Linked DNA regions of Mus musculus: region 2 is linked to region 1. The links are chromatin loops, found by intact Hi-C in ENCODE. Cell type or tissue: left cerebral cortex. All regions are shown on one strand. Each heading gives the region's core, and the rest is flanking DNA. Links, peaks and the distances in the headings are about the cores only. Region 1 has its middle 150 kb from the start of 1190028D05Rik. Region 2 has its middle 210 kb from the start of 1190028D05Rik.

Region 1 (16,517 bases), core at 4,009-12,008:
AATGCTCTTAATATAGAATGTTTCATTTAAAAATCATCAGGGGTATACAAGATGGAAAATGTGAATTAAAATCTAGAACAATTTATGTCCAATAAAAATAAGATATAATGCTGGAAGATAGTTGGACACAGAGATGGATGTATACATCAAAATAAGCAATATAAAATGTGATCCCAATTTGAGAATGTTTCTATTTGATAGCTCCACTGCAGAATGGTCCTCAGGAGCCTAGACAACAATGAGTTTTGGGTTTGTTTGTATTTTTAGAGTTTTGTTTTTGTATTTGTTTTTGTTTTGCAACTTTTCCAGAAACTAGAAAGATAGAACAGCAAGTAACAATGGTAGATGAAAACTGCATGCTAATTCCTCAATTCCATAAAACTGTCCATTCTTCAGATTTCAATAAAGTCAACAAAAATGACAGGAAGGGATGCAGAAATGTATTTTAATGCAGGCTTTGGTAAGATTTGTGAGTTACTCATGAATATCTGCAGCACTCTTCAACTTCTTGTCTCTTTATCCTTTCATTAAACTCAAAATAAATAACTAATTCACATTTTATACCCTCGTCTTTCCTTTATAAAACTCCTTAGAAAAATAACTTCTGTAGCTACTTTTATTATGAATGCTAATTATGTTCCCCAATAAATTACTTGCAGGAGAGTGTTTGACACTCTCAGTAACTTCTGGGAGCCTGCCCCCAGTTGGTTCTGATTGGTTAATAAAGATGCCAGCACCCAATAGCTGAAGAGGACAAAAAAGATACAGGATTTTAGGATTTCCTGGGTTTGAAACTAGAAAGAAAAGGAGATTCTCCGTGCTGGGAGTGTGTGGGGAAGAGGAGAGACACCATGCCTTAGAAGAGTGGAATGGTCACTGTGTGAAGTTGCTGGGAAAGTATGATCCAGAGGGCTGCCCTACTTGGTCCAGAGCAGCCAAGATGGAACATAGAATTAGTAAGTAATAACTCAGAATTAACTACATAGAGTTTAGGGAGTGGATCAGCTATTGTGCTGTTTAAGGCATATCCAAATATAAAGACTGTGTGTTTTGATTTGCATTTCCCTGATGATTAAGGATGTTGAACATTTTTTTCAGGTGCTTCTCAGCCCTTTGGTATTCCTCAGTTGAGAATTCTTGGTTTAGGGGTTGGGGATTCAGGTCAGAGGTAGAGGACTTGCATGGCAAGCTCAAGGCCCTGGGTTCTGTCCTCAGCTCTGAAGGGAGAGAGAGAGACAGAGACATAGAGAGACAGAGAGAGAGAGAGAGACAGATACAGAGAGACAGAGAGAGAGACAGACAGAGAGACAGAGAGAGAGACAGAGAGAGAGACAGAAAGAGAGAGAGAGAGGAGAGAGAGGATTTTTTGTTTAGCTCTGTACCCCATTTTTAATGGGGTTATTTGAATTTCTGGAGCCCAGCTACTTGAGCTCTTTGTATATATTGGATATTAGTCCCCTATCAGATTTAGGAATGGTAAAAACCCTTTCCTAATCTGTTGGTGGCCTTTTTATCTTATTGACAGTATCTTTTACCTTACAGAAGCTTTGCAATTTTATGAGGTCACATTTGTTGATTCTTGATCTTACAGCACAAGCCTATGCTGTTCTGTTCAGGAATTTTTCCCCAGTGCCCATATTTTTGAGGCTTTTTCACACTTTCTCCTCTATAAGTTTCAGTGTCTCTGGTGTTATGTGGAGTTCCTTGATCCACTTAGACTTGAGTTTTGTACAAGGAGATAAGAATGGATCAATTCACATTCTTCTACATGATAACATCCAGTTGTGCCCGCACCATTTGTTGAAAAAGCTGTCTTTTTTTTCCACTGGATGGTTTTAGCTCCCTTGTCAAAGATCAAGTGACCATAGGTGTGTGGGTTCATTTCTGGGTCTTCAATTCTATTTCATTGATCTACCTGTCTGTCGCTATACCAGTATCATGCAGTTTATATTGCAATTACTTTGTGGTAGAGCTTGAGGTCAGGCATGGTGATTCCCCCAGAGGTTCTTTTATTGTTGAGAATAGTTTTTGCTATACTAGATTTTTTTGTTATTCCAGATGAATTTAGATTCTACCTCACACCAGTCAGAATGGCTTAGATAAAAAATTCAGGTGACAGCAGATGCTGGCAAGGATGTAGACAAAGAGGAACACTCCTCCATTGCTGGGGGGATTGCAAGCTTGTAAAACCACTCTGGAAATCAGTCTGGTGGTTTCTCAGAAAATTGGACACAGTATTACTGGATTATCCAGCAATACCTCTGCTGGGCATATACCCAGAAGATGTTCCAACTAGTAATATGCTTGTATTAGTCAAGGTTTTACTGCTGTGAACATACACCATGACCAAGGCAAGTCTTATAAAAAACAACATTTAGTTGGGGCTGGCTTACAGGTTCAGAAATTCAGTCCATTATCATCAGGGTGGGAGCATTGTAGCATCCAGGCTGTCATGTCACAGGCAGAGCTGAGAGTTCTACCTCTTCATCCAAAGGCTGCTAGTGGAAGACTGACTTCCAAGCAACTGGGGTGAGAGTTTTAAGCCCACACCCACAGTGACACACCTATTCCAACCAGGTCACACCTATTCCATCAAGGCCACACCTCCAGATGGTGACACTCCCTGGTCCAAAAATATACAAACCATCACAATGGTTCACTATGTTCATAGCAGCCTTATTTATAATAGCCAGAAGCTGGAAAGAACCTAGATGTCCATTAACAAAGAATGTATATGAAAAAGTGGTACATTTACACAATGGAGTACTACTCAGCTATTAAAAACAATGAGTTTATGAAATTCTTAGGCAAATGGATGTATCTGGAGGATATCATCCTGAGTGAGGTAACCCAATCACAAAAGAAGTCACATGATATGCACTCACTGATAAGTGGATATTAGCCCAGAAACTTAGAATACCCAAGATACAATGTGCAAAACACAAGAAAATCAAGAAGAAGGAAAACCAAAGCATGGCTACTTCATTCCTCCTTAGAAGAGGGAACAAAATACCCATGGAAGGAGTTACAGGGACAATATTTGTAGCTGAGACGAAGGAATAGACCATCCAAAGGCTTCCCTACCTGGGAATCCATCCCATATTCAGCCATCAAATGCAGACACTATTATGGATGCCAGCAAGATTTTGCTGAAAGGACCATGATATAGCTGTTTCTTGTGAGACCATGCCAGTGCCTGGCAAATACAGAAGTGGATGCTCATAGTCATCTATTGCATGGAACACAGGGCCCCCAATGGAGGAGCTAGAGAAAGTACCCAAGGAGCTGAAGGGTTTGGCAACCTTATAGGTGGAGCAACAATATGAACTAACCAGTACCCCCAGAGCTTGTGTCTCTAGCTGCATATGTAGCAGAAGATGGCCTAGTTGGTCATCATTGAGAAGAGAGGCCCCGTGGTCTTGCAAACTTTATATGCTCCAGTACAGGGGAACACTAGAGCCAAGAAGCAGGATTTGGTAGTTAGGGTCATGGTGGGGGGAGGGTGTAAGGGAATTTTTTGATAGCAATTGAAATGTAAATGAAGAAAATATCTAATAAAAATTTAAAAAAAGATTGTGTGTGTGCCTTTCATTCGAGCGAGGTAGTGAAAGCTGCCTTGGGATTTATTACTCATTAATTCTGCCAATTTCTATTTATTTATTTAGATGTACTTTTATAAATATTTGTAAATCTATGTACAAATGTTCTTAACAAGGAGAAAGTAGTATAATGTTTTTAAAAAGAAACAAATCTATACAAAGGGTCCTCAAATTTTGCCCAGATTACTTCAACTTACAATAAACACTGGGAAATGTTGCTCTCAAAACTCAAATTTTCCCTTTAACCTTTTATCTCAGTGTGATATTTCCCATTTTCTTTGTGATATCTTCTTCAACTTAACATGTCACCACTTCACCTGGAAATCTCTGTAGCAACTTAAGCTCAGTGAGTTTAGACTGTTTTAAGCATTATATTAGCGAAACTCTTATGAGCCTATCTGAAAATACAGACTTACAAGCTTTGCTCTTTCACAGTAATTGCTAAAGTCAGAATAACTGTATTTCCAATGTTAACCTAACATCTTAACAGGTTTTTTTATAATTTATACTCCTGCAGATTTTGGCAATCTTTAAGATAAAAATAATAGAAATGGATATCAATTGACTAAATACAAATTTAGAAATTTAAATTTTGCATAATTTTAGAAAATACTTTCTCTTTGAAGGGTTTTGTTGTTTATTAGTAACTGAAAAATGAGAACATAATTATGAAATGAGAATTTATTACCATTATTAAAAGTTGCAGCAGTTAAATTAACAGGTAAATATGGAATCCTGTGTAGCTTACATTACTAAAGGAAAGTAGAAACTCCATCTGTTCTTTCTCTAAGAAACACATACTGCTTGCCATACATTGGAAAGATTTAATCCTAAATTGACAATTTCTCATTTGGCACATGTATAGAAACCTCTCTATGAAAATTTATATTTGTTCTTTACAAAGATTTTTTTTTAATTATCCTTAACCTTTTTTACAGTCCAATCCTGCCCTCCTGTCTCCAGGAGGATGTCCCCATCCTTCCCATTCCCCATCCCCACCCTACCAGACCTTCCCACTGCCTGAGACCTCATGTCTCTCAAGGGTTAGGTGCATCTTCTCTCACTTAGGCCAGACCAGGCAGTTTCCTACTACATATGCATAGGGGGATCTCTTATCAGCTAGTGTATGCTGCCTCATTGGGGGTCACCTACTTCTCAGCTTCTTCCAGCCTTTCCCTAATTTAACCACAGGGATCTACAACATCTGTCCATTGGTTGGGTACTCATATTTGTATCTGACTCCTTTAGCTGCTTGTTGGGCCTCTCAGAGGGTAGCAATGCTAGGCTCTTGTTTGTAAGCAAACCATAGCTTCAGTAACAGTGTCAGGTCTTGGAGCTGTCCCTTGATCTGGATCCCAATTTGGGCCTGTCACTGGACCTCCTTTCCCTCAGTGTCTTCTCCATTTTGTCCCTGCATTTTTTTTTTAGACAGGAACAATTCTGGGTTAGAGTTTTTGACTGTGGGATGGCAACCACATCCCTCCACTTGATGACCTGTCTTTCTACTGGAGGTGGACTCAAGTTACCTTTTCCCACTGTTGGGTCATCTAAGGTCCCTCCCTCTGAGTCCTGAACTTCTCTGACCTCATAGGCCTCTGGTATATTCTAGAGTGTACCCACATCTCCTACTTCCAGAGATTGTTTGTTTCCTTTCTTTGTGCTGGCCCTCAGTATTTCACTCCTGCCTCACCTCCAATACATAATCATGATCACCTTTTCCCTTTCCTCTGCCCTCTCCCACCCAGGTCCCTCTCTAACTCCCTCTGCCCATCACCTACCCCCTGGTTGCTTTCTTCTACCTCCCACTTGGGATTGAGACATCCAGACTTGGGCCCTTTGGCTTGTTAACCTTCTTGAGTTCTATGGATTGTATCCTGGGTATTCTGTATATTTTTGTTTAATATCCACTTATCAGTGAGTACATACCATGCATGTCCTTTTGGGTCTGAGTTACCTTACTCAGGATATTTTCTAGTTCTATCCATTTGCCTGCAAAACTCATGATGGCCTTGTTCTTAATAGCTGAGTAGTATCCCATTGTGTAAATGAACCATATTTTTTGTTTCCATTATTCTGTTGTGGGACAGGTGGGTTGTTTCCAGATTCTGGCTATCACAAATAAGGTTGCTAGGATTATTGTGTTGCATGTTCCCCTGTTACATGGTGTGGCAACTTTTGGATATATGCCCCAGAGTGGTATAGCTGAATCTTCAGATAAACCTATTTCCAGTTTTCTGAGGAACCTCCACATTAATTTCCAGAGTGTTTGTACCAGCTTGCAATCCCACCAGCAAAGGAGGTATGTTCCTCTTTCTCCACATCCTTGCCAACATGTTTTGTCATCTGAATTTTTGATCTTAGCTATTCTGAATGGTATAAGGTGGAATCTCAAGGTCATTTTATTTGCATTTTCCTGATGACTAAGGGCTTTAAACATCTCTTTAAGTTCTTTCTGGCCATTTAAGATTGCACTGTTGCACTGTCGTAAATTCTTGGCTTAGTTCTATACCGCAGTTTTTGATTGTGTTGTTTGTTTCTTTGGAGGTTAGCTTCTTGAGTTCTTTGTATATTTTGGTTATTAGCCCTCTACCTGATATGGAGTTAGTGAAGTTTTTTCTCAATCTGTAGATTTTTGTATTTGTCCTATTGACGATGTTCATCGCCTTACAGAAGCTTTTCAGTTTCATGAAGTTCCATTTATCAACTTTTAAAAAATATCTATTGATGAAAATACTGATATCACAAAATGGGATTTTGGTTATTAGCTACAGATGGGTCACAGAAGTTCCATGGCTCAATATTATCATATTAATCATTCCACATTGGACAACAAATAAACTGACACCAAAACAAAATTTTGGAAAATATACTTTAATGCTAAAAGTGAAGTTTGTAACCACTTACTAATAAATATGTTATTAGGTAAAAATAGATTTGAAGTGACTATCTTATTCTTTTAGATCTACCTTTAACATCCCAGTTTCATGTTTTTCCACCCATGGTATTCAATTTTTTTCCTCAAATACTTTTGGGATTCCTGCGTCATGATCAACATACTCTGGCAAACTTTATATGCCTCAGTATAGGGGAACACCAGGGCCAAGAAGTGGGAGTGGGTGGGTAGGGGAGTGGGGGGGGAGGGTATGGGGGACTTTGGGATAGCACTGGAAATGTAAATGAAGAAAATACCTAATAAAATGTTTAAAAAAAGAAGAGGGAACATAAAAGCGATTTTAGATATTTTGAGATTGAAACACCTTTCAGAAATAAAATGAATGATTTATTTTCAATGTGAAACTGCTATTTTACCTTCCTTTAAATAAATAAATACATCATTGATAATCTCAAAAAAGGGGGGATACTACCTCTCCCAGCAGCTACCAAAGCTAATAGGTCTTCATTATTCTGTTTAGTAACATTTATTTCTGTTAAGTGTTATAACATCATTAACAATGTACAAATTCACAATTATCTGTACCATTAACCTTTTTCATAAATATATTCATCCCTGATAGCTATATAATAATCAATTGATACACACACACGTATATATATATATATATGTATATATATATATATATATATATAGTTTCTTTGTATAAATATGAGTACATGAACACACACACACACAAAGAATTTTTCTAGTAATTGCTAAAATATAAAATAAGGTAAAGTCAGACCACTCCACTTAATGATGATGACAAGATTTGGAATATTCTTTTCTTTGAGGGAAGCCAGAGATACTTAGATTTTTAAAAGGAATTAAAAGGGCAAGTTTACTTGTGTCAGAATCAATCATAAAACTCCATTATCTCTTTTGATGAAATTAGGAATAAATATTTAAGAGAACATGTACTCTATCTTTTCTTTTTCATTGCACAACTCTTTCAACATATCTATTTGGTCATAAACTAAACATTTCAATTGGTTTTATATATCCTAGTCAAATGTTTTAAATTATTACTTACTTTATTAAATTGATCCTGGAGATTTACATAATATTATCCTTACACACAAATCTACCCTTGTCCCCAAATGTTCTAGCCTGCATCCAAAGATAACTTTGTGGGAGGCTTCTGCATCACTGTATTCTTCCTAGCTTCTATTTAAATCCAGTCTTCTCCTCAAAAATGCTTGGGCTCCGAAATACATTTCTCAGGCTCTTCTGTTCTTAAATTTACTTCTAGAGGCTGTGTTTAGGACATGACTGCCTGCTGGCTGTGTTACAGCATTTAGGTGGTATAGTTAAGGGAATCACGCAGAGATAAACCAGGAAAGTAGTCTTAAAATCAAAGGATTGCACAGAGCCAAAAATTCAGAAACAGAGCTGAGTTTATAAGCTACAAAATGGGATGAAGTGTGTTCTCTCCCAGAATAACCTTGAGAAAGTCAATAATTTTACAAGATTCAGCTTATATTCTGTCTATGATGAAGAATATCTGAGCACTGACATCAGAATTGGTGTGTTTTGTGTACAATAATAAAATGGTGGCATTTTTCTGCATGAAGACTGCCATTACATTGAATAGTAAAGTGACATGTATACTTAATCATCAGTTATGTATTTCTTATTTATATCTAGGTCTCTGGGCTTTAACATATTCACTAATACACAACAGATACTGTGTGTGCATTTGTTAAAGAAGTGAGAAAATTAATATACCTAGCACAAAATGTTCATAAACATCACTGTTCAAGGAACTGAAAATCATTGCATTTTATACAGACATTATAGGTTAGGATGGAAGGGCACCTCTAGTTAGCACTGCTTATCTGACTGCCTAAAATATAGTACTTATTTTTTATCTCACAGAAAAGCTGTATTTATAAGGCTAGAACATGGCATATCATTTAAAGAGTCATCATGGAGTAGCTATTATGTGGCCTAGCATTGAGCTGTGTGAAAGGACTTCACGGAACAAAAACAGAAGTCTTGGCAAAGAGACTATGGATAGTCAAGTTAAGACATAAATACTATAATTAGAAGTCATGATAAAAATGGAGCAAAATTATAGTATGCATGAAACTAGAATGCCTACAATGGCTTGGCAGGCACAGAGTAGGACTTCAATGATTATGTACTCAGGGACGAGCAAATAATAAGCAAATTGAAACATTGAAGAGAATGTCTGAAGAAATTACACTTAACATGCATTCCAATGTAAAAAGGAGATATTAAAAATATAATTTAAAAACAACAGAAAAAGAGAATCAAGCTCAAAAACAGTGACATCAGACATAGCTTACTAAACTTAAAACTCAGAAGAAAGGCCAATATGGCCCTCTGGGTCCTTTGGGGTACAGGGAAGTAAAGTTAGGCACATATATTGTGAACACGTTTTTAAGAGGGAAACTTGCAGAATATTAAGCGGGTAGGGCAAAACTCATTTTCAGAATCATACCTTGCCCATTTTTTAGATATCTTTTTATTTTTATTTTATGGGCGATGTATGCACCCCATGTGTTTGTGGTTACTATAGAGTCCAGATATAAGGTTTCAGATGCTCTGGATCTGGAGTTGTAGTTGGTTGTGAGCCACATGATTTGGCTTTTGAAACCTAAACCTAGGTCCTCCACAAGAAGAATATGATGTCTTCTTAACACTGAGCCATCTTTTCAGTCCTCTATGCCTGTTTTGAAATGAAACTTTTAGAGTGGAGAAGATTAAAATGTGAAAGTTTAAAGTTTCAGGAAAATATATTTTTTAGAATAGATATGAAGATGAGGAAAATAAATGTAAAAACAATGAGTTGGAGGTCACTTCCTGAGCGAGTTTAAAGCTTAGGTTGAAGGAGCACATACATTGGTGTGTGTGTGTGTGTGTGTGTGTATTGACACATAGAACATTTGATAGCTTCCATATTTTTGAAATATCAAAATAAAATTAGATTTAACAGAGTAATTTAATTGCTATTTCATGCCGCTTAATAATAGTCATTGCCTTCTTATAGCATGATTCATATATTTATAAATTTCTCAATCAAAAATAATTTATTAGTTTTAAAAGGGAGAATGCCTAGATTAACCTGCGATGCCATAAAGCATCATACAAGCTCCAAAGGAAATAAGCATGCCTCCGTTGCATTCAGAGAGACCCCCATGGCCAATATAAAAGGTTAGTTTAATTAACCAGATGTAACAACCTTCTCTCAGCCCTATTGCTGAAGATGCTCACCCTTTCGTTTTTTCTGATCTCTGGCTGGCTGGTTCAACTCAGCTGTTTTGACTCAAATTCTTCTCCAAGCTCATTGATTTAAATTAGCTTCTTTCAGACTGAATTGCTCTACTTGACCCCAAACTCTGGCAATCTGTTATAATCTTCTGCCTCCTTATTCTTTGACTCCTTCACCTGCAACCAATGTGTGTAAAACTGTCCAGGTTATACAGTTTCCCCTCCCCCCGGCACCCCCCCCCCCCTGCCCTCTTAAGTCACATCTCTGTCCTGTGCCAACTGAGAGTTGGGTGTGGCTCTGATTCATCACTTTGTCCCTCAATTAAACATCACATTCAAACATGGCTGCTTCTTCTATAAACTAACCCTACTTTCATTGTTTAGGGATTAAAGATATATGAGGATGTGTCTGCATTCCAGCCTGATTCATATAGTCTTTGAATGTATTTCTCTTGTCAGAACTGCCATGTAGCTGGATTAAAATTATAGGCAAATAAGTCTAAGGGTACAGTAGTGGCATACATACTGAGGCAGTAACCAAAAAATCTCTAGTTTGATTTATGATCCTCTTAACAAAACAGGAAACAAGTCTGTTAATAATAAGCTAACAAAGTACCCAGGGCTAGTGAAGAGAAATAACTTACATAGTATTCTTATATTCAACAGTTAGTAAACATTTGGTATATTTTTAGCTTTTGACTTCCAAGATTTATGTTCAGACTATGATTAGACATTCTTGTGTACATTTTTGGTGATCATTTGGGTGTTTTCCATTATCTCTCATATGAAATAAGCAATAAATTCCAGAATAATATTTTATCAGATACATTGTACTTTTTTCCAAAGTTGCTACACAATTTTTTATTATTATTAAAGAACTGTTTATCATCCTTAAATAAATGATTACTAAGAGCATTTGTTCAATTATTAGTAACCCATGCTTTCTTAATTTTGAATTTTACCATTTTTATTTATATTTGCAATAAGCTTCTTTTCATAATCCAAATTACAAATATTTTTTTCAAGTTGATGGATTGTTTTTCTTCTATGAATAATTAATATAAAATAAACATAATTGCTAGCTATGTTGGATCAGAATTGTATATTATTTCCTTTAGCTACCCATGTCTTTATGTCATTTATAAGCACCCATTGTTACTTTTTAAGTGTACAGACATTACACCAATTTTGCTGTCCTCTAGGGTTTTTAGTTATGCAAGTAAGACAAGTAGAAATTTAGCAAACACTCCAAACTGTCCTTACTCTAAAGCCAGTTCCACATATGTGATAGCTTAAAGATATCCTTCATATTTGAGATTTTTCTATGTGCCTTCACAGACATACCTGAAATCATCACCATGAGACATTTTGGCTAACTTATGAACAATAAAGTCATCCAAGGAGATGCAGACTTATGGTAGACTAGAGGAACAAAGCAACCTCCCCATTGCAAAGGCTTCCAACTGAACTAATTAACTGTACAGACACGGCAGCATTAATCCTTTAGTATCACATCAGCCAGCAATAGTATATAGACCAAAAAAACAAGGAAACTCACTTGGGCTAAAATATCTAGACTATTTAGGGCAGTGTTGACAGCTCATGTGACTGATCTTGCTTTATTGTCTTTCAGAAAGTTTTTTTTTCTTTTTTTTTTATTACGTATTTTCTTCAATTACATTTCCAATGCTATCCCAAAAGTCCCCCACACCCTCCCCCCCTCCCACTCCCCTACCCACCCATTCCCATTTTTTGGCCCTGGCGTTCCCCTGTACTGGGGCATATAAAGTTTGCCTGACCAATGGGCCTCTCTTTCCAGTGATGGCCGACTAGGTCATCTTTTGATACATATGCAGCTAGAGTCAAGAGCTCTGGGGTACTGGTTAGTTCATAATGTTGTTCCACCGATAGGGTTGCAGATCTCTTTAGCTCCTTGGATACTTTCTCTAGCTCCTCCATTGGGGGCCCTGTGATCCATCCAATAGTTGACTGTGAGCATCCACTTCTGTGTTTGCTAGGCCCCGGCCTAGTCTCACAAGGGACAGCTATATTACGGTCCTTGCAACAAAGGCTTGCTAGTGTATGCAATGGTGTCATCGCTTGGAGGCTAATTATGGGATGGATCCCTGGATATGGCAGTCTGTAGATGGACCATCTTTTTGTCTCAGCTCCAAACTTTGTCTCTGTAACTCCTTCCATGGGTGATTGTTTCCAATTCTAAGAATGAGCAAAGTGGTCTTCACACTTTGGTCTTCGTTCTTCTTCAGTTTCATATGTTTTGCATATTGTACCTTATATCTCACTATACTAAGATTCTGGGTTAATATCCACTTATCAGTGAGTACATTTCATTTGAGTTCTTTTGTTATTGGGTTACCTCACTCAGGATGATGCCCTCCAGGTCCAACCATTTGCCTAGGAATTTCGTGAATTCATTCTTTTTAATAGCTGAGTAGTACTCCATTGTGTAAATGTACCACATTTTTTGTACCATTCCTCTGTTGAGGGACATCTGGGTTCTTTCCAGCTTCTGGCTATTATAAATAAGGCTGCTATGAACATAGTGGAGCATGTGTCCTTCTTACCTGTTGGGACATCTTCTGGATATATGCCCAGGAGAGGTATTGCGGGATCCTCCGGTAGTACTATGTCCAATTTCCTGAGGAACCGCCATACTGATTTCCAGAGTAGTTGTACCAACTTGCAATCCCACCAACAATGGAGGAGTGTTCCTCTTTCTCCACATCCTCGCCAGCATCTGCTGTCACCTGAATTTTTGATCTTAGCCATTCTGACTGGTGTGAGATGGAATCTCAGGGTTGTTTTGATTTGCATTTCTCTGATGATTAAGGATGTTGAACATTTTTTCAGGTGTTTCTCAGCCTTTCGGTATTCCTCGGGTGAGAATTCTTTGTTCAGCTCTGAGCCCCATCTTTTAAGAGGGTTATTTGATTTTCTGGAGTCCACCCTTTTGAGTTCTTTATATATATATATATATATATATTGGATATTAGTCCCCTATCTGATTTAAGATAGGTAAAGATCCTTTCCCAATCTGTTGGTGGCTTTTTTGTCTTATTGACAGTGTCTTTTGCCTTGCAGAAACTTTGCAGTTTCATGAGGTCCCATTTGTCAATCCTCGATCTTACAGCACAAGCCATTGCTGTTCTATTCAGGAAATTTTTTCCCTGTGCCCATATCTTTGAGACTTTTCCCCACTCTCTCCTCTATAAGTTTCAGTGTCTCTGATTTTATGTGAAGTTCCTTGATCCACTTAGATTTGACCTTAGTACAAGGAGAGAGGAATGGGTAGATTCGCATTCTTCTACATGATAACAACCAGTTGTAATGCCTGAATAATTCATGACTCTAGTCTAAGTCACACTGCAATTGCATGGCTAGCCCATAAGCCCTATGTACACAAAAGTAACTGTCCTTATATTCCAGGACAGAAAAAAATCACCTTCCATTTTATATGATTATTTATCATAGAACATTTATGTCCCACATAATTTCACCTGGAATTTCTTGCTTTTCTTTTCCTTTTAACTTTCTTTCTTTCTTTTTATTTTTAATTTTTGGTACCATTGGTAGTAACTTCAGTAAACAAGCATTTAAAATAATTACTGAAGTTGCACTTTGGACATAGGATAGCAATATTTAGTGTTTCAATATCAAATAAGATTCTATCACATTTTCATAAGTAGACACTTCTCAAGTTGGAAAAGCAACTTTCATTTTATTTGAGTGAAATCATTTTGATTCATTCAAATGGTTTTAAGTATCATTTCAGATTATTGGATCTTTGCTAAGTGCTACTTGGACAGTATATTTATTTTAATAAATATGTCCATATATACTATTTTCACAATCCTAAGTCACCCCTATTGGGTTATGTTTCAGTATTTCTTTTTAAGTCTTTTAATGTCTGTTTGTTGGATTTCTTAACTATTTTATGTGTTAACTTTAAAATCATTGGCATGCTATTATTTGTTGAAATATTTCCATAGTTATTATTTTTATTTTATGCTTAACCAGGCATTACTAGTCACATAACACTAAATCCCCAAATGTCTACATTTGTTTCTGTGTATCTGTAATACCTTTCCACTTAAAGATTAAAATGAAGGAAAAACAAAAATTCCCAATGAATCAAATATGGACAGCTTCAACCAGGCCCGTTGCTTTTAGAAGACATTTGAAAGAATCACATAGAAGCAATTGTAGTCTAAAGGGCATTGGCGGTATGAAGATGTACAGTCTATGGGCCTCTGATCAGAATTTTTCATTTCCCACTAAATGTCAGAAAAATTGATGAAACTCCTCCCTGTGTGGCAATTCTGAGGGAATGAAGGGATCTTGAAAGCTGTTTGCTCTGCCTATTAGACAAAGCTTGGCATCACCAGGCTCTATCCCACACAGGATGCATCTACTGATAATTAAGTTCAAAGACAACCGAAAGCCAAGCAATTCAACTGATGTTCTTGGTTCTTTAAAGACTTTTTTAAAAAGAGGAGAATAAAAAGAGCAAGGGGAGACAGATGCTTCTCTGCAATTAGTATCAATCAGTTCAGACACAGAAAGTGACCCAGTGAATGTCAAAGTTGTTTGGATCGATCATCACGGTTTTCATTGAGGTGGGACATAGAAAAAGATCAGGGAATTGTGTGTGAAAAAGCTGGATACAGGAAAAAAAACTCAAAAGGCCAGCAAAAGAAACAAAACATAACAAAACACACAAACAGAAAAGCCTGTCTCTGAGGGCATCACTTAGGAAGTATTGAAATTGGAAAGAAAACCTGGTAAACTGCACAAATATATTGATGTTTGCAGCTTGAATTGGCTATATTGTGAGTTGAGTTTTATCCATGCATTGATTGAATACTGTGGGTCTAATCGTTCTTCAGTAGCTCTTGTCATTGTTTCTGCTGCCATGTTCACTCACATAACAGTATTAGAATTTTTTTTCCAATGAAACAATAATAAAAATTACCTTTCTTATATTCAATGTTGCTTTAAGTGATTCTGTACACATTGACTGTGCATTGAAGGTGAAACATTTAAAACTATAATTATAATATTAAAAAGAATGACATAATAATGTTTGCAGAAAAATATATGGAACTAGAAAAGATCATCCTATGTGATGTAGCCCTGACCCAGAAAGACATAATATGTATACACTTGTAGTTTGAATACTCAGTTATAAAGTACATGATAACCATGTTACAAATCACAAACTCAAAGAAGCTAATTAACATAGTGTGTTCAAGGAGGACACTTGAATTTCACAGAGAAGGGGAAGTAGATTAGATATCAGTATGGATGAAGGGAGGGAACTGTGTGGGGACTAGAGTCCAGATACAATAAGGTTGAGGTTTGGGGAGGATGGAGGGAGAGTACTGGGAGAGATAACTGGATTGGGGTACAAGGGGCATCTCTGGGATGAGCTAGCAACATAGGACAATGGAAAATTCCAGGAATCTATGAAGATGACCCTAGCCTGTCAAAGGAGGATATGTAGACTTTTCTGGCCATCTCCTGTAACTAGATAAGACTTCCAATGGAGAGATTGGCACAACAACCCTGATAAAACAATCCTTAGACTCACAATTACTCATACCTACAAGACATGCAGGAGTAAAAGATGGAACAGAACATGGAAGAAGGACCAACCATTGACTATCTGAGCTTTAGACTCATGGCATGCATTAAAGGGAGCCCACCCTAGAAACTACTAATTATACTCTGCTATACTTGCAGATAGGAGCCTAGAATAACTGTCATCAGACAATCTTTATTCATCAGCTGATGGAAACTAGTGCAAAGATCCTGAACCAAACATTAGGTGGAGTTTGGGAAGTCCTGTAGAAAGGGGAAGGAAGGCTTGAAGCAACCAGAGTAGACAAGGACACCACATGAAACACTAGAGAATCAAATAACCTTGGTCCTTTAGTCCTCTTAGGGACTTAAAAGCCAACCAGAGATCATGCATAGGATAAACCTAGGCACTCAACACACATACAAGATTTGAGCATCTAGATCTCCTTGTGGTACTTCTGCAGTGGGAGAAGGGGTTATCTTTCACTACACTGCCTACCTTTGGATCTCTTTCTTCTAAATGGGATGCCCTTTCTAACATGAGTAGAAGAAGATGTGCCTAGTCATACTTAAACTTGATATGCTAAGGCTATTTGATATCCACAGGAAGCTTCCCCTTTTCTGAGGAGTAGAGGTAGGAAGGTGAATAGGAAGGGAAAGGAGGGAAAAAGGAGGGACTGGGAGGATAGGGAAATAGGATGGAGGAGAAGCAGTGATCTGGTTTTAAAGTAAATAAATAAAAATAGAGAAAATTAAAATAAATGAATGGTTGCAGAAAAAAAAAAAAAAAACACCACCACTAACAAAAACTACCAAAACCTATTTTAAGACTCTTGCTATGAACATAGTAGAGCATATATCCTTGTTATATGTTGAAGAACCATTTGGGTATATAACCACAAGTGGTATAGCTGGGTCATCAAGTAATACTATGTCCAATTTTCTGAGCAACTGCCAGACTCATTTCCAGAGTGGTTGCACGAGCTTGCAATCCCACCAACAATGGAGGAGTATTTCTCTTCTCCACATCCTCTCCAGCATCTGCTGTCACCTCAGTTTTGATCTTAGTGAATCTGATTGGTGTGAGGTGAAATCTCAGACTTTAGTTTGATTTGAATTTCAGTGATGTCTAAGGATGTTGAACA
Region 2 (16,517 bases), core at 4,033-12,032, 68 kb after region 1:
ACTAGAGACTCTCATCAAAGGCAAAATCTACCAAGAAGAATTCTCAATTCTGAACATCTATCTCCAAATGCTAGGGCATCCACATTCATAAAAGAAACTTTACTAAAGCTAAAGCACATATTGCACCTCATATATTAATTGTGGGGGACGTCAACACCCCACTCTTAACATGACAGACCAGGAAAACAGACACTAAATAGAGACACAGTGAAACTAACAGAAGTTTTTGGCCCAGTGGATTATATATATAATTTCATCCTAAATCACAAGAACATAAATTCTTCTCAGCACCTCATGGTACCTTCTCCAAAAATGACCACATAATCAGTCACAAATCCGACCTCAGCAGATATAAAAAGATTGAAATAATTCCATAACAGATCACTATAGATAAAGGCTGATCTTCAATACCAACACAAACAACAGAAAGCCCACATAAACATCAAAGCTGAACAATGCTCTACTCAGGGATAACTTGGTCAAGGAAGAAATAAAGAAAGAAATGAAACAGTTCTTAGAATTTAATGAAAATGAAGATACAACATACCCAAACTTATGGACATAATGAAAGCAGTGCTAAGAAGAAAACATGTAGCTTTGAGTGCTTCCAAAAAGAAACTGGAGAGAGCATACATTAGCACTTTAACAGCACATCTGAAAGCTCTAGAACAAAAACAAGCAAATAAACCCATGGGGAGTAGAAGTCAGGAAATAATCAAATTCAGGGCCGAAATCAACCAAGTAGAAACAAAAAGAAGCATACAAATAATCAATGATACCAGAAGCTGGTTCTTTGAAAAAAATCAACAAGATAGATAAATTCTGAGCTAGACTAACCAGTGGGCACAGAGAAAGTGTCCAAATTAATAAAATGAGAAAAGAAAGGGGAGATATAACAACAGAAACTGAGGAAATCAAAAAAATCATCAGTTCCTATTACAAGTGCCTACACTCAACAAAATGGGAAATCTGGATGAAATGGACAAGTTTCTAGAAAGATACCAGGTACCAAAGTTTAATCAGGATCAGGTAAATAATCTAAACAGTCCCATATCCCCTAAGAAATAGAAACAGTCTTTAATAGGCTCCCAACCAAAACAAGCCCAGGACCAGATGTATTTAGTTCAGAGTTCTATCAGACTTTCCAAGAAGACTTAATACCAATACTCCTCAAACTAATCCACAAAATAGAAACAGAAGGAACTACACCCAACACATTCTATGAAGCCACAATTACTCTGATACCTAAACCACACTGTAGTGGCTATTCCTGGTTGTCAACTTGACTATATTTGGAATGAACTACAATCCAGAATTGGAAGGCTCACCAGTGACCCTTATCTGGAGGCTTGGAGATAGAAGTTTCTGATCTGGATCTTGGTATGGGTATCTTGAGCCATAGTGGCTATGGATTCCAGAAGATTAAATCTCCGAGTTTAAGGAACACACCTTTAATCTGTGCTACACCTTTCATCTGGGATTAAAGGTGTGGTGGAACACACCTTTAATCTGGGCTATATCTTCTGCTGGAGACGATGTAAGGACATTGGGAGAAGGGAGACTGGCTCTTGCTCCTTCGCCTGCTTGCTGTGTGAGACTGAATAACTGCTAGATCCTTGGACTTCCATTCACAGCTGTGACTGAACCATTGTTGGGAATTGGGCTGCCGACTGTAAGTAATCAATAAATTCTTTTACTATATAGAGACTATCCATAAGTTCTGTGACTCTAGAGAACCCTGACTAATACACACACCAAGACTCAACAATGAAAGAGAATTTCAAACCAATTTTCCTTATGAATATCGATGCAAAAATACTCAATAAAATTCTTGCAAACTGAATCCAAGGACACATTAAAATGAACATCCATCATGATCAAGTAGGTGTCACCCCAGGAATGCAGGGATGATTCAATAATGGAAACTTATCAACATTATCCACTATATAAACAAACTCCATGAAAAAAAAACATATGATCATTTTATTAGATGTTGAGAAAGCACTTGACAAAACCCACACCCCTTCGTGATAAAAGTCTTGGAAAGATAAGGAATTCAAGGACCATACCTAAACATAGTAAATGCAATATACAGCAAACAAGTAGCCAAACTAACTAAGTGGCAAGAAACTTGAAGCAACCCCACTAAGCTCAGAGACTAGACAAGGCTGCCCACTTTCTCCCTACCTATTCAATATAGTACTTGAATTCCAAGCCAGACAATTAGACAACAAAAGGAGCTCAAAGGGATACAAAATGCAAAGGAAGAAGTTAAAATATCACTATTTTCAGATGATATGATAGTATACTTAAGTGACCCAAAATATTCCACCAGAGAATTTCTAAACCTGATAAACAGCTTCAGTGCAGTAGCTGGATATAAAATTAACTCAAACAAATCAGTGGCCTTCCTCTACTCAAAGGATAAACAGGCTGAGATAAAAACTAGGGAAACAACACCCATCACAATAGTCACAAATAATATGAAATATCTTGGTTTGACTGTAACTAAGCAAGTGAACGATCTGTATGATAAGAATTTCAAGTCTCTGAAGAAAGAATTCAAGAAGATCTCAGAAGATGGAAAGATCTCCCATGCTCATAGATTGGCAGGATTAATATAGTAAAAATGGCAATCATACTAAAAGCAGTCTACAGATTTAATTAAATTCCCATCAAAATTCCAACTCAAGTCTTCATAGAGGTAGTAAGAACAATTTGTAAATTAATCTAGGATATCGAAAAATATTCTCAACAATAAAAGAAATTCTGGTGGAATCACCATCCCTGACTTCAAGCTGTACCACAGAGCAATTGTGATAAAATTGTATGGTATTATGACAGTGACAGGCAGGTTGATGAATGGAATTGAAGACCCAAAAATGAACTCACACACCTATGGTCACTTGATCTTTTACAAAGGAGCTAAAACCATCCAGTGGAATAAAGACAGCATTGTAAACAAATGGTGCTGGTTCAACTCTTGGTCAGCATGTAGAAGAATGCAAAAGGATCCATTCTTATCTCCTTGTACAATGCACAAGAGTCCAAGTGAATCAAGGACCTCCACATAAAAACAGATAACACTGAAACTAATAGAAAAGAAAGTGGGGAAGAGTCTCAAGGACATTGGCACATGGGAAAGATTCCTGAACAGAACACCAACAGCTTATGCTCTAAGATCAAGAATTGACAAATGGGATCTCATAGTAAGGCAAGGGGCACTGTCAATAGGACAACAGAATGGGAAAAGATCTTTTCCAACTCTACAACCAATAAAGGGTTAATATCGAATATATACAAAGAACTCAAGGAGTCAGACTCCAGAGAACCAAGCAACTGTAATAAAAATGGGGTACAGACTTGCAAACTTTATATGCCCCAGTACAGGGGAACGCCAGGGCCAAAAAGGGGAAGTGGGTGGGTAGGAGAGTGGGGGTGGGTGGGTATGGGGGACTTTTGGTATAGCATTGGAAATGTAAATGAGCTAAATACCTAATAAAAAATGGAAAAAAAATTCTCAACTGAGGAATTCCAAAGGGCTGTGAAGCACATCCATAATCGTCAAAAAATTGCAAATCAAAACAACCCTGAAATTCCAAACTTCACACCAGTCAGAATGGCTAAGATCAAAAACTCACGTGACAGCAGATGCTGGTGAGGATGTGAAGAAAGAGGAACACTTACCCCTTGTTCATGGGAGTGCATGCTGGTTCAACTACTCTGGAAATCAGTTTGGCAGTTCCTCATAAAATTGGACATAGTACTACAGAGGACCCAGCTATACCACTGCTGGGCATATATATACCCAGAAGATGCTCTAATATGTACTAAGGGTACATATTCCACTATGTACATAGCAGCCTTATTTATAATAGCCAGAAGCTAGAAAGTACCCACATATTCCTCAACAGAGGAATGGATACAGGAAATGTGGTACATTTATACAATGGAATACTACTCAGCTATTAAAAACAATGAATTTATGAAATTCCTAGGCAAATGGATGGATCTGGAGGATATCATCCTTAGTGAGGTAACCCAATCACAGAAGAACACACATGATACACACTGATAAGTGGATATTAGCCCAGAAACTTAGTATACCCAAGATACAATTCACAGGCCACATGAAGCTCAAGAAGAAGAAAGACCAAAGTGTGGCTACTTCGGTCCTTATTAGAAGGGGAACTAAAATATCCATCGGAGGAGTTACAAAGACAAAACATGGAGAAAAGACTGAAGGAAAGATCATCCAGATACTGTCCTACCTAGGGATCCATGACATATCAAGTCACCAAACCCAGACACTTTTATGGATGCCAACAAGTGCTTGCTGATAGGTGGCTGATATAGCAGTCTCCTGAGAGGCTCTACCAGTGCCTAAGTAATACAGAGGTGGATGCTCTCAACCAACCATTGGACTGAGCACAAGGTTCCCAATAGAGGAACTAGAGAAAGGACTCAAGGAGTTGAAGGGGTTTGTAGATCCATAAGAAACAACAATATGAATCAACCAGTATCCCCATAGCTTTAAGGGATTAAACCACCAACCAAAGAGTATACATGGAGGGACCCATGGCTCCAGTTGCATATGTAGTAGAGGATGGCCTTGTCAGTCATCAATGGTAGGAGAATCCCTTGTTCCTGTGAAGGCTCTATGCTCCAATGTCGGGGAATGGCAGGGCCAGTTAGTAGGTGTTGGTGTGTTGGTGAGCAGGGGGAGAGGAGAGTGTATAGGGGTTTTTCGGAGGGGAAACCAGGAAAGGGTAAAACATTTGAAATGTAAATAAAGAAAATATCTAAAAAATAAAAATAAACCACCCTAAAGACTTAAGTCAAATTGATTCCTGTAATGTCAATTATATTAGATTTCATTTAAAGATTAAGTGCAATAGATTCTCTATATTTACTTATTCGTTTTGACCTGCTTTGAGTGACTTTTATTAACACTCATAATAAACTTGGAATTTCTATGATGAAATGTCTTGTCAACTCAAATTTTTGAGAACGACAGACTTCATGCAAATATCTCACATATGTGTCTGTACCTTTAACACTGTCTTTGTTAGATGATTTCACACCTATAAAGGATTTTTTCTTATGCTAAATCACTAAGAACTGGCAAATTATGTGTAACAGCTAGTAGTGTCCTTTTAAACAGAGAATTCAAGTAAATCCAAAATTGGATAGCGTTGTTTGGAATAATGTGTTTCCCTCAAAAGCTTTAGGGTTTCTTTCTAAAAATTATTTTATTTTAATATATGTATGTCTTCAATATACTTAAAACACATGTCACAGACACACGTGTCTTAAACTACAAAATGCCTGTCTTCCTGCTGGTTTGACCTGGGTTCAGACTCCCACTGGCCTGTCCTCACAGCTACCAACATCAATGCTTTTACCCTAGGGCAATGTGTCTAGAATTGCTTTCTGGGTCCTTAGAATTGCTATTTGGTTCCTAAAGTGTTGTTTTATTTTCACTGCTTTGAAAACCATGTCCCTTATTAAGTCAATTCCACAAATATCCTGTGTATCACCAAGGAGATACCCAAACCACAAGCAGCATACCTATCTGAACTGCACTGAAATGTGAAATTTCTGATGTAGAACACTGTATTTGATATGCTCATGAAAATGGCACTGGCCACATATGTGGCAGAGGATGACCTTGTTGGACATCATTGGGAGGAGTGACCCTTGGGCCTAAAGTTATTCGATGCCCCAGTGTAGGGAATGCCAGGGCTAAAGAACCAAAGTGGATGGGGTATGACCCTCATAGATACAGGGGGGAGAGTGAATGGGATAGGGGTTTTCTGAAGGGGAGACCAGGAAATGGGGAAACATTTGAAATGTAAATAAAGAAAATCCACTAAAAGAAAAGAAAAAACAAGGCATTTGTCATTAACACATTTTAATAGTAAGTGAAACAAAGAAGAGGTTGCTTCAGAAATCATTCAGTGAGAATTGAGGCAGGATGGAAAAATGGGAAACTTGAAGGGAACAGGAGAAAGATCTAGGATTGCAGTAAAACTGCAAGAAGAATGCTCACTTAGAGAAAAGATTACATTACCTAAGATATTTCAAACAACAGCATGAAAAACAGTGGACTCAGTGACATCAAACTGAGCATCAAATGGCATCAAATTAAGCTTCATGCGACATTTCATAAATGACTCTGCCATAAATAAATAAATAAATAAATAAATAAATACTTTTTTTCTTTTTTTTTAACTAGGTATTTTCTTCATTTACATTTCCATTGCTATCCCAAAAGTCCCCCACACCCTCTGCCCGCCCACTCCCCTACCCATCCACTCCCACTTCTTGTCCCTGGCATTTCCTTGTACTGAGGCATATAAAGTTTGCACGACCAATTGGCCTCTCTTTCCACTGATGGCCAACTAGGCCATCTTCTGATACATATGCAGCTAGAGACATGAGCTCCGGGGGTACTGGTTAGTTCATATTGTTGTTCCACCTATAGGGTTGCAGATCCCTTCAGCTCCTTGGGTACTTTCTCTAGCTCCTCCATTGGGGGCCCTGTGATCCATCCAATAGCCAACTATGAGCCTCCACTTCTGTGTTTGCTAGGCCCCAGCGTAGTCTCACAAGAGATAGCTATATCAGTGTTCTTTTAGCAAAATCTTGCTAGTGTATGTAATGGTGTCAGCGTTTGGAGGCTGATTATGGGATGGATCCCTGGATATGGCAGTCTCTAGATGGTCCATCCTAAATTTAAATTATGTGAAATAAGCAAGCCAACATACCTATTTGTCTTTTCAAGTTTATTGTATAATTTTCCTTATTTTAAAATTTTCCAAAATTTTGAAACTGGGTGAATTATGTCTAACAATATAACCATAAACACTTATGAAATCATATTTAATATCTTTAATGTATAGTGAAGACACATAGCTCACTCTGGTAGTGCCTTGCTGTCTCTGTCTGGCTCTTTATGATGCTGCCTCTGTCTATCTCTGTCTCTATCTGTCTCTCCCTCCCTCTGTCTCCCTTTCTCTGTCTGTCTGTCTGTCTGTCTGTCTGTCTCTCTCTCTCTCTCTCTCTCTCTCTCTCTCTCTCTCTGTGTGTGTGTGTGTGTGTGTGTGTGTGAGAGAGAGAGAGAGAGAGAGAGAGAGAGAGAGAGAGATCTTCTCTAATCTATGTCTTGCCTGTGTAAAGCCAAACAACCTCCTTATTAGGGATTCTCTCTCTGCTCTTGCAAATACCATCACTTAAATCTAAAGAATGGGCTATCTTTATTTCTACTTACTTAAACTTCCAACTTTATTCCCCAAGCCTTACACTGAACTTCAAGGACATAGATTTACCTAAGAAATATTCTCCAAGGAGAATATTTCAGACTATAACCAGCATTGTCTCACTGCATCTCTAGATGTTCTTCATTTCAGATGTGTGCCTGGATCTTCAGAGTATTTTTTCTAGGCTGTTTTAAACTCATCAGTATAGTACAAAAAAAAAAAAATCACTGATGCTATTCATTGAGTTTGAAATATATTATCTATACCATTAATTATATAGGAAAATAAAAGGGCAACTAAATTTTAACAGGGCTTATAATCATTCATCTATAACTTTTGAAGTGAATCTGAGAGAATACAGAAACCATATTTCTATAATACCTACTTAATGCAAATATCAAAACAAGATGCTAATACTTATCCTTTAAATACTATGAAAAACATGCATACTTTCATTGACCACCTTATTTTTTATCTTCGATACATCTCTTAGTTATTATTTTATTGATTATATCTCACAAATACTGAAAATACATTTTGTGTATCCACATGAATACAAGATGAAATGTTTAGTGTGACATGATATAGGGTTTACCTTATCAAACCTATAGACCACTAAATTTGAAATATGAGATGATGATTTATTCAATCCATGTACACCAATCACATAAGTATTGCTAATAAAGTCTCAAATGCATTTTTAAATTTCTGAACAATTTTCAAATCCACTTAAAATTTCAGAAAATTGTAAATGCTTAAAAATCTAGCAGACATGCATAAATATTAGCAGCTCTCAGTGAACCTTTTAGAGCTTGCAATGAATGGATAAACTTTAACGGGATTCTGTGTCACTTAAAGATGTGTACCTTGTCCTTTATTGCACAATTTCCTGTAGGCTGTGCTCTATACATATTGAACTGCACCTTAGAGCTGTTGCATAATTTTTTACGTTGTGCCGGTGTGTCTCTGGATTACCATGACATTTTTGTCAGTTACTGAAGAAGATGCTTTTGGGACTGCCATCGGTCGTTGCTTTGTTTCATTGGTGTGCTGAGAATAGAACCCAAGGTCTTGTGAATGTGAGGCAATCACTCTACCCCTGAATTGTATCTCCAGACTCTGAGTTATATCACCATCTCCTTGTTTAAAAATGACATTTGCCTTCAGCCATAAAAAAATTATAAAAAAATAATTGACAGTGATGTGTATTGATATATTGATAAATTTTGAAATATCATATATGTATATGTACTCATATTTTTACATATAAGAGTGGGAAATACTGTTTCATTCACACACACACATGTATTATTTCATATATACATACATATATATGAAAGTATCGCCGCCTTACTAGATAGTGGTTTCAGTTTGACTTATAATCAGTCTAATTAGCTCTGATTAAATAATGTAGAAATGTTTACTAATTTTGGTGTCTTTTCAATTGTTTTAATAGTCAAAGTTCCTGCTTGCAGAACAACATATAACAAAGTACTCTGTCATCATTTCCTAATGCCTTTTTATGTTAACAAACCATGTATTCTCTCTCTGTTGCTTCTGTTTAAAATAATAGCAAGAAAGTGTTTCTAGCTTTATCCTCTGGCCCAGGGCCATAACATGAGTCCATTCCTGAGTAGCCATATGGCAATGGCGCTGCCATCTGCTTAGCCTGATTTTCTCTCCTGGCAAACCTTGAATCCATATGGGTTCTTTTTGTATCATCTGCGTACATCATGAGAAGAAGCAAAATCGATACCTGCACTTTTCCTGTGAAGTACCATTGTTATAATTGCTCTGAACATGAAGATCATTTTCTTTTCCTTTTCTCCTTCTTCTAGTTTGCACACAGCTGCCTTCTTCTGCTGCTAGCAGAGACAATTTAATTTCAAGCAAACACAAAATCTGTCAGGGCAGGCCTTCAGGTGTGAGGTTTTGTAATCAACTCAAAGGACTGACAGCCTGAGCTTTTTGGATGTGAAACTTTGTCACTCTGGAGATAAAATACGTCACCCTTTTATGTTTTGACAGGACAGCAATTTGATGTCGATATGAAGAGTAGCATATTCAGACAATGAAGCAACGGAAAATCTATGAACAAGCATCTTATGTTTCTATTTACAGTCACTTTATGGGTTACCTAAACAATTTGATGTGTGCTGTTTAAAATAATTTGAAGTTACAATGTCATTTTTACATGACACACTTTAACTCTTTACTGAAAACATGGACTAGCCCTTAACAATGTGTTCTTTAGTTTATTCAGCCTAAATAATCACATTTATATGATTGAATTTCTAAACACATACCTGCATGCAAATCCACCTTTACTTTTTTATTGTATGTGTTAATTCATTTAAAATTTATTATGTAAGATGATGTTTTAATCTTTAAAATGTATTTGCATTACAAAGTATTTATCAAAATATAACGTCTGTTTTTGAAATCATTAAGTGAATGAGTCAGGCAACTGTTTGTATAAAAAAAGGAAAGATGCATGGCCTCATTTTGAGCAGACACATGTTAGAATAAGTCTGTAAGCAAGCTGATGTTGATTAATGTTATATGCATAAAATAACTTTTCAGAGAAGAGGTCAATCTTATGTCTTTTAGAATTATCCCCAGTCCTTTTGTAAGTAGGATTATAATTGAAAAATTAGCAAAGTCTCCTTGACAAATCTTTGTATGCTTCTACATATTTCTGTGCTCTAAAGAAAAGAAGTAATAAATGGAAAATGCAGAATGGTAAATATACTAAGGGACAAATTCAATGCTCGGAAACACAAGTATTTCAAATTTTTGTAAGAAGATGGATCCACTGTAAATACTTAACATTCAAGTATTTTTAGTATAACCAATGGCTATTAAGAAGAAACTAGATTGCTGAAAACACAAATTAGGAAACTAAAATATAATTCCCACAATTTCCTGAGAAAGTCAAATATCTCTAAGACATGAAAAAACTATCATTTAGTCTAAATTTCTGTGGTTGTTCTAGCTTCTAATCCTCTACCTCCCACCTCACATAGGTAAGGTCTCTCCAGCTGTTGCCACTCAGATCAAATTTGTCAAACTCATCAATACTCTGGTCCTAACTCCTAGACCAACAGGAAAGTGTTCCCCAGACCTACAGCTCAAGGCCTACACTTTTACTCAACAAACAAACTCCAAAGGCCTAAAGCACAGAGCAAAACCAGAAGTAGTACTGAAACCCAAAATAAAATGTCTCCATGAGAAACACTAATTTCATAATTCTAGACTCCAATGAAAGCAACATCAAGAAACTTCCAAAAAGTTAAGAGGTATCATTACAGCTATGTTTTGAAAGCACAATGAACCAAAAAAAACAAGCAAACAAACAAAACAAAGAAAAAAAAACAAAAAGAAATGAAACAAATCAAAAGAGGTAGTTAATATAATATATGAGCAATACAGGTGCCTATCCAGGTCTAAGAGCCCTACAGAACTGAAGATAGGCAGGACCAGAAGAAAAACTCTACATAACCATTGGACTGACACTGGAACCCCAAAAGAGGAGGAAAGACTGAAGGAGCTGAAGGGCTATGCAACCCCATAGGAGGAACAACAATAACAACCAACCAGATGCCCCAGAGCTCCCAGGAACAAAACCACCACCCAGAGAGTACACATGGAAGAACCCATGGCTCCAACTGCACATGTAGCAGAGGATGACCTTCTCTGGTATCAGTGGGAGGGGAAGTCCTTGGTTCTGTGAAGGCTTGATGCCCCACCATAGGGGAATGCTAGGTTGGTAAGGTAGGAATGGGTGGGTGGGTGGGGGAGCACCCTCATAGAAGCAGGGGGAGGGAAGATGGGATAGGAGGTTTGAGGAGGGGAAACTGGGAAGATGGATAACCTTTGAAATGTAAATAAATAAAATAACCAATAAAAAAGCACATGATCAAAAAAAATGTTGTTGAAAACTGAAGTAGAATACAGTTAAGTCACTTAAAACGGCAGTCCAGACCAAAATATAGTTTGAAACTTACATATTTCAGTTCTGATTGATCACAATTTCCAATGTAGACTATTATATCTAACAAATTTATCAGTTCAAATTGAATGAAAATAAAAGCCACTAATCATAAAAAGAAATTAACCTTTTGACCATTAGACATCTGGACTGACAATAATGTGAGTAATCCTTCAGACTCACAATAATAAGCACATTGAAAGGTCAAATCAACAGTAGCAACAACAATAATAATACCCACACAGTATGAATGAATGAATGAATAAATAAATAAGTATTACCAGGATAATAAATCTCCCAATCCATCTCTCACCACACTTTGGCAGTGGAGAGTTGCTTATAGAGGGAGAATCATTCTTTAATCCATAGTTTGCCACTGGTTTCCTCATGCTCTGGTAGGTGGTATCACACAAATAAATGCTAGTTTGGGAATTACTAGCTTGTCAATAAAATGCTTGGTGTGAGGAGTGGTCATCATGTTTGGGAGTTTCAATAATGTGGCCCACACTTAGTTCCTAAGGCATTTCAAACCCTTGGTGCTGGTTAAGAATGACAAAATTTAAAAGTATAAGAGCCCACATGTCATAGGTAAACCTTCTCTTACCTCACATTGCTCCTATCCTACTCCTCTGTAGAGCTCCATGTTTTCTGAGAAACGATGCTGTGCAGGGACAGCTACCATTTTTCAGATATCCTTTATTTATTAGTTTTTTTTCAGTTGTTAATTGTTTTCTCTTGGTGAATTTCAAGGAGATTAAAACAAAACAAAACAAAACAAAACAAAACAAAACCAATCTAATCTCATGTTGAAGTGAGATTTCTGCTAATTTTGGCTTCCTGGTAACTCCTTTGTTTAGCTCACAGATACAAGAGAGAAAGGTTCATGTACCTAAAGGCTCCTAAAATGGTTGCCTGCTTTCCTCCCCTCGATGAAACTGATCCTACCTATCAGACTGTAGTGCAAATAACCTATTGGTTTGAAGAGTGAAGACCTACTCATAGAAGCTATAGGACCAATTTTCTTAGAAGGAAACTGACACCCAAATGAATGTTAGAACATTTGTAGCTGTGTTGTAAATTTAGGATGCTAGGGAGAAAATGGTCTTCATGTTTCAAATTAGAATTACAATCAATGTCCTTCAACCAAAGGTTACTCTTCATTTTATAGATTAGTCATTGAAGAGTCGTTCTTAAAAAGTTGCAGAAGCAGCAGATAGAGTAGGGACTGTCCACAAAATAAAAACTGATTTATTTCCCATGATTATACCATCTTTTTTTTCTACCCATCCTAAGCAAACCTTCTTATTTCAACTTCTTCCTTCTAGTCAATGCTATCACAAATGAGGATTTGGATCTTCATTTATTTCTCCTTAAATTCTTAGCAGAGTGGAAAACTAATTACTGTATGCATGTTCTGGATAATAATTTAAGTGAATGAAAACGGGTTCCTGCAGGATTCAATAACCAGTGCAATTTATTTGACATTTTAAATGAATTTACTTATGGTTTAGATTAATATCCACATGTAGGAAGTAGACAGAAAAAATGTAACTAATTCATGTAAAACTAGTAAGTACAAAAAACAGTATTAGCTGGAAAAAAGTTCAAGATAGACAGCAACAATAGACAAGTCAAAACGGATTGGGGAAAGATATAGAAGTCTCAACACTTCACAAAAAAAATTACAAGCAAGAAGGAATGGTAGATGCAAGAAAATACCAATCGGTTATCCAGTACCAGTGTTCAGCTCTGAAAACAAACATTTATGTAACATTCAGACTGAATAGGTTGTCTATATATAGAATATTTGTATTAGTATATGCTTGTGAAAATAGCATTGTAAAAATAGGTTATGAATTCAAAATAGAACAAGGCAGAGCATATGGGAGATTTGGAAGGGAAGAAGGGAAATATATTATAATCTCAAAAACTTTACATGGGCATTATTTTCTTTTCTAACATCTACCTGCATGCTCAGTGTATATTGGTCCAGATAGTGTTTGATGAGACGAAAAGAAACTATATTTCAGAATTTGAAAATAAAATCCGAAGGTTGGCAAATTCACAGAAAAAGTGATATTATAGACCATTCATGCATTGCCCTTCATGGGCTCATATGTTTAGGCCTGGTCTCCAGATGGTGCTACTATTCAGGGAGGAGCTGAGAACTTCAAGGGGGTAGAAACTATCTGAAAGAATGAGTTAATAACAGTATAGACTTGAGTGCTTGTTCCTCTCTGCCCTTGTATTCTTCCTATTTCCTTACTGTTGTGAGGTGGCCAGCTTCTTATTATTCATGCTTGTACTGCTGTGATGCACAGTTCTGCATAATGCCCAAAGTGAAGAGGAAGAACACCACTCACTAAAAACAGGGAGCCCAAAGACAAATTTTAATCCTGTTTGGCTTGTCAGGTATTTGGTCCTATGACATTAAGCTTACATAATTTTTATTCCAATTAAATCTCTGAAACATTTATTATTTGCCAATTATGAGCTGCCATTTTGCCCATTTTATGCTGCAATTTGCAAAAGAATTACAATAAAGAGAATAAAGCTTTTCCAAATAAAGTATAATCTTTTTGTCAGTAGAAACTGTCTCCATAAACTATCAGTTACTGCTTTTGTGGTTTCCATGAAACTGCTTCTAGATTTTCCCTAACTTCAGTAGTAGTACATGTATAACAATTCATGGCTTCAGTTATTGAATTAACTGTATCTACTCATTGAAGTTCTTACTATATCATTGACCAGAAATTGGCCCTAGAAGTTATCACACCAGACCAATTAAAGGCACTGAATATATCCTGGCTTTATCAGCCAAGATACAGTTACTTTCCTTCAGGTTTTGAGGATGATAGAATATTATCTACAGTTGTTAGATCTGTATTAGATCTTGGAGAATCTAGAGATATCAGAAAAGACATTTTATTTTCACTATGTTACTCAAGCATACAGTAATCTTTCCTATTAATTTTATATACTGGGTTTTCAAGTGTGTATGATTTTTTTCTTTCTTTGCTTTTTTCCTTTCTTTTTTCTTCCTTTTGTTTCTTTCTCCTTTTCCTATCTTTCTCCCTTTCATTTTTTTTTCTATAAACATATTCTCTTTTATTCTTGCTGAGAACAAATTCACTGTATAATAGAAAATGGTCACAAATTGTTGAGCTTCCTCCATTCACTTTCTGAATACTGGGATTACAGGTGTTTTCAACCACATTGCTATGGAAATCTCTTTGTGCTGCATCAAGGATATTGTCAAGAATTTGACATTACACTTGGACAAGAAGTAGGCTGAAGATCTTGATCATCTTGATAATTCTCTGAGTACCATGAGAACTTTGTTAATGCCTTGCTTGTTCCTTGACTGTGGTGTTTATGCCTTAGAACTCGTCATATTCTTTGCATGTACCTAGAATGATATAAAAGCAGATTTAAAAAACATTAAACCTGTCTCCACACTTGCTGGGGTCATATTATAATGTTGTCTAATTGTCTTTCCTTTCTTTACTCTTCACTCCCTCCTTCAAGACCCTGTTGAGTGACTGAGCTGGCTTAGTCAAATTTGGTTGATGCACTTTTGAGAATCCAACTCAGGGTCTTGTGCATGTTAGATAAGGTAACTACTTTAAACCCACAGACTCACCAATATATTCTATTTATCAATATTTCAGTTGAATTTTGAGTGCATGTATAATGTTATTGCTATTAATTTATTGATTCTTTTTTGTTGTTGCTGTGTTAAAGTCACATGACCAAGGTAACTTACAGAATAAAGATTTATTTATATATTTATTTTTTTCTCTTCTAGATGGATAAGAATCCATCATGATAGAGGAGCACAGCAAGAAGTGGCAGGCATGATAGCAGGAAAAAAACTGAGAGTTTACATCTTTAACAGTAAAAGAAGACCAAGGGCCTCTTCTCCCTCTGATGGCCAACTAGGCCATCCTCTGTTACTTATGCAGCTAGAGACACAAGCTCTGGGAGTACTGGTTAGTACATATTGTTGTTTCTCCTATAGGGCTGCAGACTCCTTCAGCTCCTTGGGTACTTTCTCTAGCTCCTTCATTGGAGACCTGTATTCCATCCAATAGATGACTGTAAGCATTCACTTCTGTATTTGCCAGGCACTGGCATAGCCTTACAGGAGATAGCTATATCAGGATCCTGTCAGCAAAATCTTGTTGATATATGCAATAGTGGGTTTGGTGGTTGTTTATGAGATGGATCCCCAGGGCCAAGATGTGGGAGTGGGTGGGTTGGAGAGCAGTGGGGAGGGAGAGGGTATAAGTGATTTTTGGAGAGGAAATTAGGAAAGGGGATAACATTTGAAATGTAAATGAAGAAAACATCTAATTAAAAAAATCTAAAAAAATCAAAACCAAAGAATTAATAAATACTATAAATACTGTGTAAAAAAAAATCAAAAGCAAACAAAAAGACAAAGAAAACAAATGAAAAACAGTTAATCTCAAATCCTGCCTCCTGTACAAAACCTACTTCCTCAACCAAAACTCACCACTTGAACCTCCTTAAATAGTACCACCAATTGGTTAATCAAGTGTTCCAAGACCTAACAATATGGGTGTCATTTCTTATTTAAAACAAAATGTTTGCCCTCCCATAGTCATGTGCCCAGATCATGAAGCATAATGTACTTAAACAAACTTCAAAATTCCCTAATGTACTTCCATAGTCACAACACATTAAAGTGCCACAGTCCAAAGTCTTTTCTGAGACTCAAGACAAAATTGTAATTTTAAAACCAAAATTAAATTCCATTCTTGCAGCATGTAATTACTACAACATGTGTTACTACCCAAAAACAAGGAATGGGGGCATAAATAATAAATCACAGGACCAAAGCAAGACTAGAATTGAATCATGGCAAACAGCAAATCCTAAAATTCTATGTACAGTATCTGGAGTTCTAATTCCATAGGCCATGTATGACTATGTTCTTTCAGCTTTGTGCCTACAACATACATATCTCTCCTGGGCTGGCTCTACTCCATATAGAACATTCTCCTTGGAAGATATTTCATGGCTCTGACTTCTCCAGTAATTTGTTATTTCCACATGACTCAGGCTTCCCTTTCACAGCTTCAAGCATGGCTTTTAGTATCTCGTTCTTCTTTCATAGCCATAACCTAGGGACGTCCCTGACACAGCCTGCCATAAAGGCTCACTGAAAACCACAGAGCAAGATTCTGACCGCTTGTGTCTTGTGTCTTACATTCCTGAAAAGCCTGTATGTGTCACAT

Evidence for each region. A loop is a pair of places that touch in the nucleus more often than their neighbours do. Peaks named below come from ENCODE experiments on the same cell type or tissue, not always from the same donor. Only the 100,000 strongest peaks of a DNase experiment are listed, where the experiment ranks them.
Region 2: it touches region 1 in a loop (15-fold over the local background); 2 of 42 quality-filtered maps call a loop at or near these places.

Annotation. Positions count from the first base shown.
Region 1 is chr8:52,494,841-52,511,357 of GRCm38, forward strand. No RefSeq gene overlaps it. Among named protein-coding and RNA genes, the nearest start is that of 1190028D05Rik, 150 kb to the left of the region's middle. In left cerebral cortex, for the core only: no CTCF peak of the experiment used is centred there; DNase peaks (open chromatin) are centred at 7,782 and 8,532; H3K27ac peaks cover 460 bases.
Region 2 is chr8:52,562,457-52,578,973 of GRCm38, forward strand. No RefSeq gene overlaps it. Among named protein-coding and RNA genes, the nearest start is that of 1190028D05Rik, 210 kb to the left of the region's middle. In left cerebral cortex, for the core only: no CTCF peak of the experiment used is centred there; a DNase peak (open chromatin) is centred at 8,924.